Regions from separate parts of the Homo sapiens genome. Here region 1 is linked to region 2. A link is a loop called in an ENCODE intact Hi-C map of the cell type or tissue named here. Cell type or tissue: Calu3. All regions are shown on one strand. Links, peaks and the distances in the headings refer to the core of each region. The heading gives the core; the rest is flanking DNA.

Region 1 (8,918 bases), core at 2,533-7,532, 150 kb before region 2:
TTAAAATATTTTTGAGCATCTATTCTGTGCCAAGCATTGTGCTAATTACCAGGACACAACACTGAATAAAACTGTACTTTTAGGGAAGACACATATGTGAGCTAGTAATTATGATGCAGGGTAAGTACAAAGTTCAATAACAAAAATATGCATAATGTATGAGAGGCAGCAGGAGGGAGAGATTTTTTTCCCCTTGGCTGGGAAATAAAAAAGAGAGTGAGCTGGGAAGTTCACAAAGGAAGGTAACTAATATTTGGAAGGGGCTTTAAAGGACAAACAAGAATTAAGAAAAATTAATTGGGCAGATTTAGTGAGAAGGGATGGAAAGGTAAGGGAACAAAAATCACATGTATGAAAGCATAGTAGCATGTAGCTGCAGGTTTTTTTTAGGGAATTGACCAGTAATTCAGTGTTGATGGAGAATAAAATAGGGAAGAGGGAGAGCAGACTGTGAAGCTGAGAGATGCAAGGGCCTACTAGACTGCAAGTTCCTAAGGAGACAGGCCAGTGGCAGATACACAGTCCTAACATCTCACTGTGTGAGTGAAAGAGCAAATGGCCAAATAAATGCTAGTCATTTTAAGTAGTTTTTTATTTTTAAATTTTGGAGCAATGCATGATCATAATTTTTTTAAAAGAAAAAAGGAACATAAGACCAAGTTCCATCTCATTACCTAATGATAACCTTCGATGCCAGTTTTTTTGTATATCCTTCTAGAAATTTTCTATGTAAATAAAAGCATACATCTATGTCCTTAAAAAGTCTCTCTCTCACATGGGATTGTTCCATAAATACTCTTCTGTACCTTGCATTAAAAAATGAACCTCCACAAAGAAGAGCCCAGGACCAGACGGTTTTGCTGATGAATTCTACCAAATGTTTAAAGAATTAAACAAACTCTCCCACAAAATAGAAGAGAACATTTCTAAACTCATTCTAAAGGCCAGTATTACCTTGATACAAAACCAAAGACATCATAAGAAAACTCTATACTAACATCCCTTATGAATATAGACACAGACAGCCTCAACAAAAATGCCAGCAAACCAAATCCAGTAGCATATAAAAAGGGTTGCACACCATGACCAAGTGGGATTTATCCCAGGAATGCAAAGATAGTTTAGCATTTGAAAATCAACCAATGTAATGCAACATATTAATAAAGGAGAAAAACCACATGATCATCTTAATAGATGCAGAAAAAAGCATTTGACAAAATTCAACACCTTTCATAATAAAAGTACTCAACAAACTAGTAATAGAGGTCCTTCTTAACCTGATACAGGTCATTTATGAAAAGCCCCCACCTTTTTTTTTTTAACCTCCATCCCCTACAATTAGGCTTTTGGTTCTTTGAGGGCAGGAACCAATCTTATGCTTCCCTCCACAGTTCCAAAATAATGATCAGCCTATGTACTCCCAATGCACAGTATTAGTGATGTTTTTTAAAGTTCTTTTCTTATCTTCTATTCTTTCCTTTCCTAATCTACCAGAGTCACGTCATTCTCTTCCCAATGGAAAAGTATTGAGCTAGATTCATTCTACAAACGCCCACTACACCATCCCTAGTGTTTGACATTGTACTGCAGTGAAATTCTTCCTGTAATGGAGCATACTGGTTCTGGTGGGATATGCTGCAGAAAAAGCCTAATCCTAAAAGCAAAGAGAAGTAGGAGACCTAGGGTTCATCTGAAACATATCGAGGGCTGAGCTATAGCTCTTCCATATCTTGGCTTCTCAAAGAAACAAACAGCCCAGGGCTTCCCCCAAACCCCTTCTCTGAAGTACTTGTACCTCTCTGTGTTTCTACAGCAACTCCCTCTATGAAAATAGCCTTTTAAATAACCTCCTCATTCAACCTCATGAGGTTCCCATGAAGTATGGGTGAAGGAGGAATTATTATCCTCTATACACTTAACAAAAGCTCAGGAGAGGAACACCACCTATCAAAGGTCACGCAGCAAAGAGCAGCATGTTATGCCGAGCTTCGAGCCTCTCAACAGCTTCCACTGTGCCAGATTGGGAGGCAGTTCAGTGGCAACGTGGCAAAGAATGAAGTTGGTGTGGGAGACAAATTCTCTGGTGAATGAGAAATTTGAGTCCCCGGGGTAGATAGGGCAGCTAAGCAACAATGAAAGAAGCACTGGCCCATGCCCCAAGACCTAAAAACCACCGGGCCAGGCCTTTACAATATCACCTACAAAACCTCTCCTTAGGAGACAGACAACAGGATTTTTATTTTTTATTTATTATTATTATTATTATTTTGAGACAGAGTTTTGCTTTTGTTGCCCAGGTTGGAGTGCAATGGCGCAATCTCGGCTCACTGCAACCTCCGCCTCCCGGGTTCAAGCAATTTTCCTGCTTCAGCCTCCCCAGTACTTGAGATTACAGGCACCTGCCACCACGCCCGGCTAATTTTTTTGTATTTTTAGTAGAGACAGGGTTTCACCATGTTGGCCAGGCTGGTCTTGAACTCCTGACTTCGGATGATCCGCCTGCCTCAGCCTCCCAAAGGGCTGGGATTAAAGGCGTGAGTCACCGCGCCTGGCAGGATTTTTTAAAGTAATGTACTCTATACTTTCCATTTTTCTTGTCTCTTGGTTTGGTCGTGATGGAAATATAGGTCTAGAGGTAGCATGGAGGGTATTTCCTATCACTGAATCAGTGCCTGCAGTGCTTGGCATACAGCAGGTGCTTCATAAATGTCTGTTGATTGGTTCATGAACAAATGCTTATGTTGTTTTAGGTGAGGGAAAAGGAGAAGAAGAAAAACAAAAGGAAGCCATTAGGAAATGGAAACTGTTACACCTTGGTTGAAGAAAAACTAGGAGGTAGGATTCTGAATTAGGATCAGTCATGAGCTGTCAAGTGGGAGACTGATGATTCTGGGGGAAACTAAGCATCTTTAGTGAATTCAAAAACTATGATTTTGTAAGCAGAAGGCTTTACTAAGGACATTTGATGTGTGAAATAGAAATTTCCTAATTAATTTGGGTACTGAGTGTTGCACTTAAAATAAAACTCATTTACCATCACCCCTTTCTAAATATTTACATCTTATATCTTCATCAAGTATAAAAACAGTTTTTCTGTTAACAAAAATAAACATCTAGCACACTAAACTCCTGAAATGAAGGTAAATCTCCCATACTTTAGTAGGAAATTGTATTACAATAAAACATGTTTTATTATTGAAATAATTAGATTTACAGATAATTTGCATGCAGTTTTTCACAATGGATCTTTTTTGAAAAGCAAGATAGTCCACCTATAAGTCCAGCACTTTGGGAGGTCGAGGTGAGTGGATCACGAGGTCAGCGGTTCAAGACCAGCCTGACCAATATGGTAAAACCCCATCTCTACTAAAAATACAAAAATTAGCCCGACATGGTGGCATGTGCCTGTAGTCCCAGCTACTCTGGAGGCTGAGGCAGGAGAATCGCTTGAACCCAGGAGGCAAAGCTTGCAGTGAGCCAAGATTGCACCACTGCACTCCAGCCTGGGCAACAGAGCGAGACTCCGTCTCAAAAAAAAAAAAAAAAAAAAAAGGCAAGATAGTCTTTGGACAAACACAAGTACTCAAAGCTTAGGAATTTCCCTTTTAATACTGGGGCTTGCAGTAGTTACACGAGAAAGAGATAAGTAATATACCCGGCACCAGCAAGCTTTTTCTGAAAGGGCGCAGGCAGTCAATACTGCAGGCTTTGTAGGCCATACAGTGTCTGTTAAAACAACTTACCCCTGTAACTGTGGTGTAAAAGTAGCCATAGACAACATGCAACCCAAGAAGAGTGGCTGTGTTTCAGTAAAACTTTATGGACACAGAAATTTAAATTTCGTATCATTTTCACACATCCAACCATTTAAGAATGTAAACTACTCTTAGCTTGTGGGCCATACAAAAACAGATGGCAAAACTGATCTGCCCCAGGGGATACACTAATATTAGTTCCTGACTAAGTCCAGACTGACTGCATAAGAATCATCTGACTAGCTTTCTATTTTGTCTTATCTTTTATTTTTATTTTTTGTAGAGACAGGGTCTTGCTATGTTGTCCAGGCTGGTCTCGAACTCCTGGCCTCATGCAATCCTCCTGCCTTGACCTCCCAAAGTGCTGGGATTATGATTATAGCTGTGAGCCACTGCACCTGGGGTGAGTAGCTTTATTTTTTTTTATTTTTTTATTTTTTTTGGAGACGGAGCCTCGCTCTGCTGCCTAGGCTGGAGTGCAGCGGTGTGATCTCGGCTCACTGCAACCTCCACCTCCTGGGTTCATGCCATTCTCCTGCCTCAGCCTCCCGAGTAGCTGGGACTACAGGCGCCCGCCACCATGCCCAGCTAATTTTTGTATTTTTAGTAGAGACGGGGTTTCACCGTGTTAGCCAGGATGGTCTCGATCTCCTGACCTCGTGATCCACCTGCCTCAGCCTCCCAAAGTGCTGGGATTACAGGCGTGAGCCACCATGCCCAGCCTAGGCTGAGTAGCTTTTTAAAAAACACAGTCATAAATCCCTTCTCCAGGTGTTCTATTAAATAAGTGTGCAGAATCCAGGAATCTGTGCTCACCAGATTTGGGGAACCACTAGATCATCTCTCAGGTCATGTGCTAAAACATTTGTGTTCTCCTTCTTCCCTGCCTCTGCCTAACTGTATGGCCTGGCTGGGCCACTGCATGTCTCTAGATCTCATTTTCTTCGTCTATAAAATAAGAGAGAGGGCTGCCTGATGGGCATACTCAGGTCCTTTCCAGCACTGATATCTGTAATTCTACGATTTAGAAAATTCACAGAGCATCCAGGATTAAGTGCAACAAAGCAGCAAACCATAAATTTGAGGAGAAAGCCTATTATTATTTATTCTCTCACATTTTATCCTTGTAGAACTCTCTTGAGTTAGTTATTCTGCTTCCTTATGTTGAAGTCTGTCAAGTCCAGGGTCAACAGTGCTTGATAGTACCATACTTATGTCAGCAGGGGGGAGCATAGAGCAGCCCCAAGGCAGAACTGCGTCACACAATGCTTTTCCCTGCACTATCTCCCCTACTTTTATCCCCTGTTCTCAGGAGAACAGTGAATATGGGAGAATGGAAAGGAATGACTGGTGATGGGTTGACTTTGAGAGAGATATATGTATATATGTTTCATATGGCTGATTAAACGTTTGTAATCATCGTTAAACTTCTGGTGGGAATCCAGAAAAGGACATTTGTCCTCTCTCGTTCAACACTACGCTCTAACGCCAGATCCTTCAAAGCCTAGATATAGTGGAAAGGACAGCAAGCTTTGGGTTTTTACAATACTTCTTAAACAACAATCACTTGGTGCCCATGAAGTCCAATAATATTTTACCTAATCTGTCTCAAATTAGATCTTTGTGAAGTAAATGAGTTAAAAGGGAAATTGAAATTGGATTGCGGTTACTGCCCAAGGGGAAATATCAGTTTACAACAACAGCCACTGAATGTGTTTCAGCACAAGGTCCATTAAGAGCGGCAGAACAGTTCTTAACGAGTTATGGCATGGAGTATTAATAAATGTGTCATGTGGCATAAAATGAGCCTTCTGAAAAGCACAGGCTTTTCATTTCTAATTAGCAATGTGGGGCTTGGAGCACACAATGTAGAAGCATTGCCATTGTTAACTCAGGGTAAGATATCTTCTCTTTGGGGCCCACTATTAGGGGAAGGAACACCGTGCAAGGCCAGGTAGAGCACGTCCATATGCATACCAAACAAATCCTAGCATACTGCAAATGCAAAACAATGAACACACACAGTCATCACAGGACTGCAGTACAGCTAGTTTATTAGCATGTCTCCACCCCATCCCAAGACTGAAATAATTTTTTTAGCCACACAAAAAGTGTAAATTAAAAAAAAACAGGATGGGCTCACATCTGTAATCCTGTAATCCCAGCACTCTTGGAGGCCAAGAAGGGAAGATCGCTTGAGCCCAGGAGTTCGAGATCAGCCTGGGCAACATGGCAAAACTCCATCTCTACAAAAAAAATAAAAAAAATTTGCTGGGAATGGTGGCATGTGCCTGTAGACCCAGCTTACTTAGGAAGCTGAGGTGGGAAGATCGTTTGAGCCTAGGAGGTTGAAACTGCAGTGAGCTCTGCTCTCCAGCCTGGGAAACAGAGCAGGACCCTGTCTTGGTAAAATAAAATAAAATAAAATAAAATAAAATAAAATAAAATAAAATAAAATAAAACAAAACAATAAAGGATGCATATATATGAAAAGACTTTATATAGAAGAGTACTCAATGCAGGGGTGGAGAATATCATAGAAGAGAAAGCTTCTTCGAGAAATATTTATTATCCATTCCCTGGTTTGCTGTGAAACACATGGCCCAGGAGAGCAGCTCTTCACTCAACCAATTCTCCCCATCCTGAGAGGTCAACATCTCAACTAGGGCAAAGGTAATCTGCAGGCATCTGATGAGCTTCTGGCTATAATGAACACCTAGGGGCTCAGAGGTTTAGCTAATCAACAAGAGGGCAGCTGGGAACCTTTGAGTCTATCTGACTATAACTATTACTGGCAATGACTTATGACTGTCCCTAGATCTTAACTGTTTTGATTTCTAGAACTAACTGGTCCTCTCATTTTTAGCCAACTTCTCTGGCCTTAAATTCTTGCCTGCCTAAACAAAATATATGTACTTTATTCCCCCAGGCCTATGCACCTCTTTCTGAACTAGGCAACTGGCCAGTTGTTCATTAATCAACAGCAATTTGGCATTCATTTCTGAGTATGCATACAGCCAATATAGCAAGCAACAAATAAGTGTCTTTTCAAAATTTCCCTGGTTTAATAACGGAAAATATAATGCAGAATCTAAACAGATTCTATATCAGGCTAGGAAGCTGTTCAGAAACAAATGACCTGTTATGTAAAAATGACTATGCCATGTTGAAAAGAATCCTGATTTATGCTAATCTGCCTAGTGAATTCCTCAAGTAAAATTACAATATAGGTTATATTATATAGCCCCAGTGTGTCCCAGGAAAGTCTCCAGCAAAGGCATAACTGGAATGCATTTCCAGAGTACCCGTGTCCTGGTACTATCCAGCTCCCCTTAGAAATACTAAACCAAAGCAGGACATAAAGACACCAGCAAAATTCTTCCCTAGGCGTGTACTTCTATTTGAGCTGTGTGATTATTTAGAACCATCATTTTCCACGCCTCTATTACACGATACTGAGAATGGAGCAAAAGAGACCACTAAATCCCGTATTTTAAAAATTCCTTCTTAGTAACCGATAATTTTACCTATGAGTCTATTTGAAGAAATAATAAAATTCAATATTTATTAAGCATTTACTATGTGGCAGGCAGGCACCCTACTAAGATACTTAATATAATAATTGTCTCACAACTACTCTATGAGGTAGGTACTATTTTACAGATGATAAAATTGAGGCAGGAGGTTAAGTAACTTGCCCAAGACAACACAGCTATTATGTGGTGAAATTTAGCATTGAACTGAGGCAATCTAACTACAAAGCCTATACTCTTAATTATCAAGGCATACTACAATTTTAAAAAGCTTCAAAACTATTACTCAAATCTAACTATTCGTTTCACAAACAAGAAACCAAGCACAGAATGCTCTGCCCAAACTAAGGTCACAGCACTAGTGAGCAGGAGCGGGGCGGGGGAGTTGCCAGGGACTAGATCTCCCGGCTTCTAGTTCTAAACTCTTTTTACTGCACCAGGTCATCTGGTCCAACCCTCAGATCAATGAACGAATCTCCTCTACTTAATAACTTTAACTGTTGCAAAACGGAACCCCCTACATGTGCTGTTTATGGTCTTTTCTCCAAGTTCAGTTTGATGAAGATAATGCTAGCACCACATCTGCCTGTGGCTTTACAGTTTTCCAGGTGCTTCTGCATACACTTCTTCATTTGCTTTGACCTTGTAACCCCATGCTCTCCAACCTACATTTGGAGTAGCTGCCACCCTTCCTGCTCACGTTCTGGTCACAGGAAGCCATACCGGGCAGAGCAGCAGCACTGTGCACCTGCTTCAATGCTGAGCCAGCACAATGCTGCTTCCCAGGGCAGGGCAGGTCTGACCCTCCTCCATGGCCATTCTTCCTTGTTGTCCTTCGATATAAATTTGACTTTGATCACCTTCTACTTTAACCTCTTAAAGTGCACAGACTACAGTTGCTCTAAGCAAGAGCAAAATGCAGGCTTATTATGTAAAGCATATTAACCCCTCTATTTACTGAATTCATATTCTAGAATCTATTCTCACTCTCCTCTCTCTTAGAAAGCAGCAAAGCAGAGTGGTTTACAGGCTTTGAGGCCAGAAAGACCTGGATTCAATACCCAGCTCTGTCACTCATTAGCTGTCATGATCTTAGGCAACTTATGTTAAGGTTGCTAAGGCTCAGTTTTCTTATTGATAAAGTGGGTGCCATCAATCACTATTCCAATTTTATCAGGTTGTTATAAAGATTAAATGAAGGGTCACAAGGAGTCCTTAACACAGTGGCTGGTACAGAACAGGCACTCGTTAAATGTGGTTATGATGCTGCCACTGCTATCACACAGTACTGCCATTCCTTCAGCTCTTTGGCTCCAAACACGGAGTGGCCATTAGAAGACAAGAAGGGGCTGGCCAGGTGCAGTGGCTCACGCCTGTATTCCCATCATTTTGGGAGGCCGAGGCGGGTGGATTACCTGAGGTCAGGAGCTCAAGACCAGCCTGGTCAACATGGCAAAACCCCGTCTCTACTAAAAATACAAAAAAATTAGCCAGGCGTGGTGGCGTGCACCTGTAATCCCAGCTACTAGGGAGGCTGAGGCAGGAGAATCATTTGAACCCGGGAGGCGGAGGTTGCAGTGAGCCGAGACTGTGCCACTGCACTCCAGCCTGGGTGACAGAACAAGACTCT
Region 2 (8,918 bases), core at 2,686-7,685:
TAGGGACAGAGAACAGATTGTGGGACTCCCTCAGTTCAGCTGCCGGGAAGCACTGCCCAACAAGGGGTGCAGGTCTGTGCTGCTGCAGCTGGTTAGAAAAGGACTGCTGTGGATTTCACCATCTGTCGGCCAGCAGGGAGGAGGAGCGGCACCTGGGGAGCTCGCTCATGCTCAGTCGTTTTTCTTTTGTTTGTTTGTTTTGAGACGGAGTCTCACTCTGTCGCCCAGGCTGGAGTTGCAGTGGTGCCATCTCGGGTCACTGCAACCTCCGCCTCCCGGGTTCAAGTGATTCTCCTGCCTCAGCCTCCCGAGTAGCTGGGACTACAGGCACATGCCACCACACCTGGCTAATTTTTGTATTTTTAGTAGAGACGGGGTTTCACCATATTGGCCAGGCTGGTCTCGGTCTCCTGACGTCGTGATCCGCCTGCCTCAGTCTCCCAAAGTGCTGGGATTACAGGCATGAGCCACAGCGCCCAGCTTCATGCTCAGTCTTTTTAAGAGCAAAAACTTGGGAGTGGCTCACCACATCCATCTACGCACTGCTGGTGAGAGTTAAGTTAATAGACACACCTAGCTGCAAATAGGCTAGCAAATGTAAGTTTACCTGGGTGACCTCATACCTAGCTAAAACTCTGCAATTTTAGAAGGTTGAGGGACAAGTAGTCTCTACCTCCTCACTTCACCCCTTCAGCTCATGCCCAAGGTAATAGCATAAATATGTAAAATTTTGCTAGGAAAAATCCCAACAAAGTGATGACTGCAGGGCAGTCGTTATATTAAAATATATATTATTTAATTAAAATATTTTATAATAAATTATATTAAATTATTATATTTTATTAAATATATTTTAAATATTTATATAATATAATATATATTTAAATATATTATATATTTAAATATATATTATATTATATAAATATTTATATATTTTAAATATATATATTTAATATATATATATTTAAATATTTATTATATTATATATATTAAAATATAATAAATATATATAATAAATATATAGCGACTTGTAGTGTCGGAGAGCAAGGAAGTGCTCAGAAAATGAAAGGATCTCCAGAGACACAGGAAGCAACTTGAAAGAGCTCCCAGTGGTCACCGCTGGGATAATGTTGAGGAACAAAATAAGTAGTGTAGTACTGGATTACAACACAAAGTATGGAATATACATAAGTCCATACAGGTGTAAATTAATGATTCAATGCATAGATGGGCACAAGAAACAGATCATCCTTATGGAAGAATTCCAAATAATATAAGTAGATAAATTCATCTTAGGAAGTGGAGGTTAATTCTTGCCCCCCACCCTTGAGTGTGGGCTGGACTTACTCACATGCCAAGAATATAGTAATGAAAGGAAAAAAACAGTAACTTTATGGTGGAGACACTTGACAAACGCTGCCTAAACCAGTGAGTTCGGGTTAACTTCATCAGTGATAAGTGATGTTAATATCATACCCTCCAATAAGGTGTGATGAGAAGGGCCCTTCGCCTCTGTTGTATTCCTCCCAAAAACCCATAGACCCATTCTAATAGTGAGCAAAACACCAGAAAAACCGAAATTGAGAGAGTCTTCAAAATATCTCACCAATACTTCTGAAAATTGCCAAGGTCATGAAAAACGTGGAAAGACAGAAATTATCGCAGACCAGATGTGGCGGCTAAGGAGACAGGATGACTAAATGCAAAGCCGGACCCTGGATTGGATCCTGGTACTAAAAACCATAAAAACTACCAAAATCCAAATTAAGGCCGGGCGTGGTGGCTCACACCTGTAATGCCAGCACCTTGGGAGGCTGAGGCGGGTGGATCACCTGAGATCAGGAATTCGAGATCGGCATGGCCAACATGGTGAAACCCCATCTCTGCTAAAAATACAAAACTTAGCCGGTCATGGTGGCACGTGCCTGTAGTCCCAGCTACGTGGGAGGCTGGGACAAGAGAATCACTTGAACCTGGGAGGCAGAGATTGCAGTGAGCCGAGATCGTGCCACTGCACTCCAGCCTGGGCGACAGAGCGAGACTCCTCAAAAAAAAAAAGTTAAGTCTAGAGTTCAATTGAGTCATGTACCAATGCTGTTTTCTCAGTTTTAACAAATGTAGCAGGGCACTGAAAGATGTTAGCTTTAGAGAAAACAGGGTGAGGGGAAATAGAGGAACCCTTATATTATCTTTACAACTGTTCTGTAAATTTAAAATTATTCCAAAATAAAAAGTTTACTACTATATATATGTATATATGTATATATACTAATATATATGCATGAAGATAATCCGCGTCCAGATTCTGTACCTTCGTTTCAGGGGCTTTGACACTTTTCTGACTGGAAAAGACTCTTTCAGTTATAACCTACTACATACACATGTATATATCTGCAACAGAAATGTCCCCAGACAATCCCCACTGTATTACTCCCGGTGCACTATGATGTTTCTTTTCTACTCTATTCCGTTTCATTTGTTTTAGTGCTGGTCTCACCTGTGGATGAGCCTCTCCCTGGGACTCTGCCCCACGTGGCCTCATCTCCACCAAGCCCCCGCACACTGCCAAGACCCAGGGCTTCCGTGCTGGGACCCACTTTACCCAGAGATGGAATCTTTATTTGTGTCTCCGCCCAGACACCACCCCTTCCGAAAGGCCTCCCCTGCCTACCCTGGCTAAAGGCACACACCTCACATATAACCCCATCATTCTCCGTCCCCTTACCCTCTTTCTGTGTCTTTGTGGCACTGATCACAGCCTGCTCTTATGTCACATACATGTGCCATGTGTTCGCTTACTGGCTTTTCCCTGTCTAGAAAGTCAGCGGCATGAAACCAGGACTGTTATCTGTTTGGCTCCCTGCTGTGTCCTACTGCCTGGTGCACAGCAGCCACGAAATAAATATCACTTCACTGTAGAATTCTCCAAGTTTCTAAATACAAGTCAAGAAAACATGACTTGACTAAACCTGGGACTTCCTTCCTTTTCCCTCCTAAGGATGGACAGCCCCGGCTTCCCTGGCTGCTTGCATGACAGCTCTGTTCTCTGCTGCCTGCACCATCCCCCCCCGCCCCCGCCCCGCCACCAGTGTGTGTGCAGCTTTTATGGAATAATCAGCCTCTCTTTGCTTGCGTTTGGCTATTCCTGCAGCCTTCTTGGCAACCTTTTTTTTTTTTTCCAGCAAGAATAAGCGAGGAAAGAAAAGTGGGAGAGGAGGAAGAGGAAGAGGAGGAAGGGGAGGAGAAAGACAAGGCTCTGGTTTTCCCCAGCACCATTTCTCTTGCACTGAAGAATTGTCACTCTTGGCCATCAGGTTTCTACAAGCTCACCCAGTCCATATCCCTGACTTTGACATGCTCTGCCAGTGTCTAAATTATTTCTGCATAAAATGACTTAGGGGCTCTCTTTGACTACATTCAGTAGCTCAGTGTTTTCTGGATGCAAATTGCTCCTACCTCTTAAAGGCTGTACTTTACTCCCCCTTTCGACCATTGTGGAGGGAGAGTTACTGTTAATTTCCTAATAATTATGGGCTCTACAAGGGGGATTCAATTGTTAAGTAGAAAAAAAGAGGAATATAGCAATGTGAGCAACATACACAGAATATTAATGTTTGTTTAAAAGGAGAAGTTGGAGAATATGTATTTAGTTTTTGATTGGAAATACATAAAATGCACAGAAAATATACAGAAGAAATGATAACATTGTTTCCCTCTGGAAAGTTCCTTGAGAGCAGAAAAACTTTATAGTTAGCTATTCTAAGCATTTAATCACCAACTAATTTGCCCATGCAGGTGGACAAGAAGGTAAATTCAAATTGTGTTGAAGAAAAGAAAGCAGTTTGTCTCTGGGTGCTTTGTCTGCTTATGAAAGGTGAGGACTCTGATATCATCTAGGGTGAAACTGTTGTGAAGCAGATGGAGGAAATTGATCTTTGATATTAAAGGCCATTTTAAGAACTTTGTAAGCCCCAGAGACTCCTAGTTTTATTATAGCAAATATATTAAAACACACTCATATCCTATGTTAAATATAATTTGCCCTATAATTTTTTTTTTTTTTTTTGAGATAGGGTCTTGCTCTGTCACCCAGGCTGGAGTGCAGTGGCACCAACACGGCTCACTGCAGCCTCTACCTCCTGGGCTCAAGCGATCCTCCCACCTCAGCCTCCTGAGTAGATGGGACTACAGCTACTCAGGAGGCTGAGTAGAGAAGGTCCCACCATGTTGCCCAGGCTGGTCTTGAATTCCTGAGCTCAAGTGACCCACTACGCCCTGGCCTCCCAAAAGTGTGCTGGGATTATCCACCGTGCCTGACCCTGCCCTGTAAGTTTGAAAGGAATTTTATAATTTTGCTTTGGAAATTATTTGGCGATGAGTAATATTTAATTTATTATTGGCTACGATTACTCAGGAGTCACCATCTCTACCCAGGAATTCTTAAGAAGTGAAAAAAATCTAACCCACAAAATTCTTTTCAAATGGAATAAATATTTATAAATACTAAATTTAACAATTAATGAAATTGACAATGTTATGTTTTACTGATGTCTAATTAAGCATTTATAAATTTTGTTTTACTGGGCTTTTTTTTTTTTTTTTTGGCATTTGGACCCAGTAACTTCTTTTTGGGTCCACAAGATAAAATGGCACTATTGATATGTGTCCCCCACCTGTTCTTCTGGAATCTCTACCCCAGGGTAAATGGGACTTTATTACCCTCCTGCCTCCCTCCAACCCCCCAGCCCCTCCCCAGCTTTATCCAGTCAACTCTCTTCAGAAGTTCCTCATGCTCAACTTTTTCCTCTTTTTTTCTTTACCCTTCTTCCTTTTCTCATCTTTCTTTGGCACCCAAAACATTTCTGATAACACCTCGGCTCTCCGCACTCTGAGCTCTATTAATTTGCTAATGTCCTAAATGTTTAATGACTCACAGTCCAGGCAACTTGGTTATGTCTTTTCATAGTTACATTTTAATTGGGCCTTTTTAGAGATACAACACTTGAATTCAAAAGGCTCTCTTTAATGATGTGAATTTAGGGCTTAGTTGTGGGAGATATTTCTAGGGAGGTGCAAAATCCTTTGGGAGTAAATTCCAGCAACAAAAAAAATCCTCTTCCCCTGGGAGCTCACAGATGAGCTGAGGAGGTAACATGTAATGCATAACCAGGACATAAGGTAGACGGCACCATTAGGGACGCGTAGAGGAAGGGCGTGGGGGCTTACAGCAGAGAGCTTGCTTTCAGCTGCGGGAATCAGAGGAGGTTACCTGGAGGAAGCGACATTTGAGTTGGACCCTAAAGGATGGGTGGGGTTTGGAGCCCTGGTGCTTCTGGCTCACTCCTTCCCTTCTAACCAGCTGCCGTTCATGAGTTCCTCCAGCAGAGGGCAGGCATAGCAAAGACGGGAAGGAGAGTCCGATTCTTCAGCCCAGTCTTGAGTGGGGCTTTGCATGCCCAGAACTGTCTAGACGGCTTTCTGGGTTTACTAAGAAGGGGCGGTAACTGAAACCTGGTGCCACCTGCCCTGGTGCCACCTCTCCATGGACACTAAGGTGCCCTTTCTAGAGCAGTCAGGCCGGGCAGGTTTGGGCAGTCCAGCCTGGGGAAGGGGAGAGGACTGCCTTTCTGGGTTGCCATGGGAGTTTATTCCCCACTCTCCCTAAGGAACTGGGAGCCGAGGTATGGGTTGCTTTGGTGCTTAAAGTATTTCTCTGTCTATGGTCAGATGAGACAATAATTCATGCTCAAGTGGTTTACTAAGGAAATATTCCCAAGAAAATATTATAAGGAAGTGGGGACAGTAGAATAGGGAAAGAGTAAATGCCAGGCAAGTGTCTGATTTGGGGTGAAGTCCCAGCCTCAGCCTGATGCCTGAGGGAGCTCCAGGGGCGTGCCTTGCAGCACAGAGTTTGCCCTCCCTCAGGGCAAAGGAACAGGGCTTTGTACTGCTGCACCCATCAATGGCTGACCACGGCTGCCCCAGGGGGACGTCAACTGGCAGCCCCTTCCAGTTCTTGGTGCATCTGGGTGACTTAGCCCCAGGAGCCCGTGCTTTATCGTCTGAAGACAGGTGTTGATAGGAGCCATCGACAGTGAACATACACAGCTGGAAAGGGGATCTGAGGACAGCTGGGTGCGGCTCCGACCGCCTTTGCTACTCTCTCCAAGGCCCCTTCTATTTATCCAGTCTCCCCATGACCAAAGACTTTGTCTTGCAGACAGAACTACCACTGGGGAAACCCAGGAAGATTCCAAGCCCTCTTGTCTTTTCAGAAGAGATCATTTCTGGTCTCTCAGCACCTCTGGTCTTGCTCTGGGGAACCTGTATTTTTATTGCAGGAGTCCTCACCTCTGTCCCCTAATCCCTTCTACCCCAGCTCCTCAAAATGCATCCCTTCAGAGTTCTCCACCCTCAGCTAATTGTCAGTTCGGGCATTGACGTTCCCCATGGATGCATTAATGGCAGAGAGATGCTCTGACAGGCACTGTGTTTTACCCAGCTCTCCCTTCTGTTACCACTCAAGTGGGAGCTCTCCGAGAGCAAGGGCTGTTTCTCATTCCTTGCCCAGGCCTGCCTGATGGAGTGGGTCTCTAAGTGCAGTTCCTGGACCTCCAGCATCAGGCTCACGGCAAGTGCGTTTTATAATCTTAACTTCCCCGCCAGCCCCCATCCCACCGCACACACACAAAAGGGGTCTGGAAATCAGCCTCTTTCACAAACTTCCTAAGTAATTCTGGTGCTCATTAAAGAATGAGAGCCATGGCCCAAGCACTCAAGGGGCAAATGAGTCCTCCAGAGAACTTTCAGGAACCCCCATGGCACACTTTCACCTTTGTCAAGCCACATCTCACCTTCTCAAGGAGCCCCACCCCCGTCCCAGTGCTCCTGATCCCCTGTACCTATTCTACTTCTTCCTACCATAGCATTATCACCTTTTTCATTATGTGTATCGCTTAGTCTCTCACCTTCCCCCATTAGAACATGAGCTCCATGAGGGCAGGGATCTTTGTCTGGCTGACTGCTATGTCCCAGTGCCTGGAATGCAGTATCCACACATGGTTGGTGTTCAAAAACACGTGTTGCATGAATGAATGAAGTAATTGTGTGGAGAGGCATCAGAGTAACTGAAGACAAAGATCATTACAAATTATCCACTTCTAAACTTCTTTGATAACAGACATTGCATTATCTGTGCCCTGAGACCCCCCTCAGATTCAATGACTTACTGGCAGGACTCACAGGACTCCGAAAAGCTGATATACTCACAGTTATGGTTCATTACAGGGAAAGGATACAGATGAACATCAGCAAAGGGACAAAGTAGGTGGCGATGTCCAGGAGAAATCAGGCAATCAGGCTCAACCTTCTAGGTGTCCTCTCCCAGTGGGCCTGACGGGAATGCAGTTAATTCCCCCAAAAACTATGCATGACAACACGTGCAAAATATTACCAACCAGGGATGAGCCTTGTTGTCCAGGGGTTTTATGTGGTGGCAGTACCCACATGACTTATTTTAGCCACTCAGTCTCTAGTTCCCCACGCTACTGAGAGGTCAAACTGTTGGTGCACAGCCCAGGCAGGGCCTTAGGCATACAAAACCAGACATTCACCATAAATCACTTTATTAGCACAAACTGGTCAGACTGATAGTGTGGCCTAAGGCCTGGGGCATAGAAAAAAAGTCAACCAGGCAGGATCTTCCAAGGGCTCAAAGGTCACCTCCCAGGAGCCAGTCAAGGGCCCAGTCCTTTCTTTGGAATGTGCAAGGTTTGAGCAACCCATACCTGCTGCGTTAACCCTTTCCTGCGCAGACACCAGTAAGCAGATTCTCAACATGGCCCCAACTGAGACTGTTCTGTAATTAATCTATGTGGTTGGTATTGGTCTGACTTCTCCCCAGATATTATTGTGCCTAATTAAGTTATACTTGCAGGCTAACTTACCTCAGGGTTGGGTCATATATTCATTTCACAGGGTTAATGAGCACGTACTGTGTGCTAGATATGGTGCTTTATGGGGAATGCAAAAATGGACATGGCAGACATGGTCCGTGTCTCAGGAAGTTTAGTCTAGTCTAGTTACAGGTCAGTTCTTGGACTTTGGCATATGAAGGATTCCTTGGAGATAACAACCCACTCTGAGGGCAAGCAGGAAGAAGAGATGACTGTGGAGTGAAGATGATGAAGGTGCGGGAGAGAAAGCCTCTTCCCTGTCATTAGCTCTGCCCTTTGAACCTTCAGCAAGCAGATCCTGGGAGATTCCTGTGGCTTGTCTGAGGCACTGGAGATTTGCTTGGAGCAAGGCTGCCTTCCAAGATAAAGGGCAGCCAGGAAAAACCTTAATGCTCTATCCATATTTATGTATCAAATACTTACATGGCACCTACTATGTGCCGGATGCCATTCCCAGCATTCTGCAGATATTAGCTCACCACCATGCCAAACCCCTGCCTGTAGCTCCTGGCACATTCCTGATGCTCTGCGGGCTGTGTGTCCTGGGGAGAGCAGCAGATGTCACCATGCCCTCAGAACCTCTCCTGGTTCTCGTGCTTTCTTACTCTCATATGCCCATCCCATCCCAGGCTCATGCCCTCCTTTGCCTTGTGTCCTCAGGAATGCCCTGTCTTTTGTGAGCACACTCCCCTATGTTCTTGAGCTTTCCTGCTAACACTTCTGGAGCTTTGCTTTCACTGAAGCCTGACTTTCCCCAGGATATACTGATGCTCAGCTCAGGTACTCGATGAGCCAGTGACAGATCAGTCTGAAGTCTGAAAAGCAGGCAAGGGCAGTAGTAAGGACAGAAACAGGAATTCAAGAGGAAAACACCCAAGGGCAGATCAAGAGGTCCCAGAGTCCCTGAGACTCCCTCAGCAGAGCCAGCACCTCAGATTATGTTCCTCTGCATCATTTCTGTAT

The links. Hi-C counts contacts between places; a loop is a spot of excess contacts. Peaks named below come from ENCODE experiments on the same cell type or tissue, not always from the same donor. Only the 100,000 strongest peaks of a DNase experiment are listed, where the experiment ranks them.
Region 1: a loop joins it to region 2, with 5 times the contacts of the local background. A loop is called at or near these places in 10 of 110 quality-filtered maps.

The regions. Positions count from the first base shown.
Region 1 is chr12:51,674,356-51,683,273 of GRCh38, reverse strand. The region is part of intron 2 of SCN8A (sodium voltage-gated channel alpha subunit 8); the gene reads right to left. Among named protein-coding and RNA genes, the nearest start is that of SCN8A, 88 kb to the right of the region's middle. In Calu3, for the core only: a CTCF peak has its summit at 5,029; a DNase peak (open chromatin) is centred at 4,983.
Region 2 is chr12:51,528,562-51,537,479 of GRCh38, reverse strand. No RefSeq gene overlaps it. Among named protein-coding and RNA genes, the nearest start is that of SCN8A, 58 kb to the left of the region's middle. RefSeq lists an enhancer at 5,219-5,278. In Calu3, for the core only: CTCF peaks have their summits at 5,186 and 5,387 (motif pointing right); a DNase peak (open chromatin) is centred at 5,389.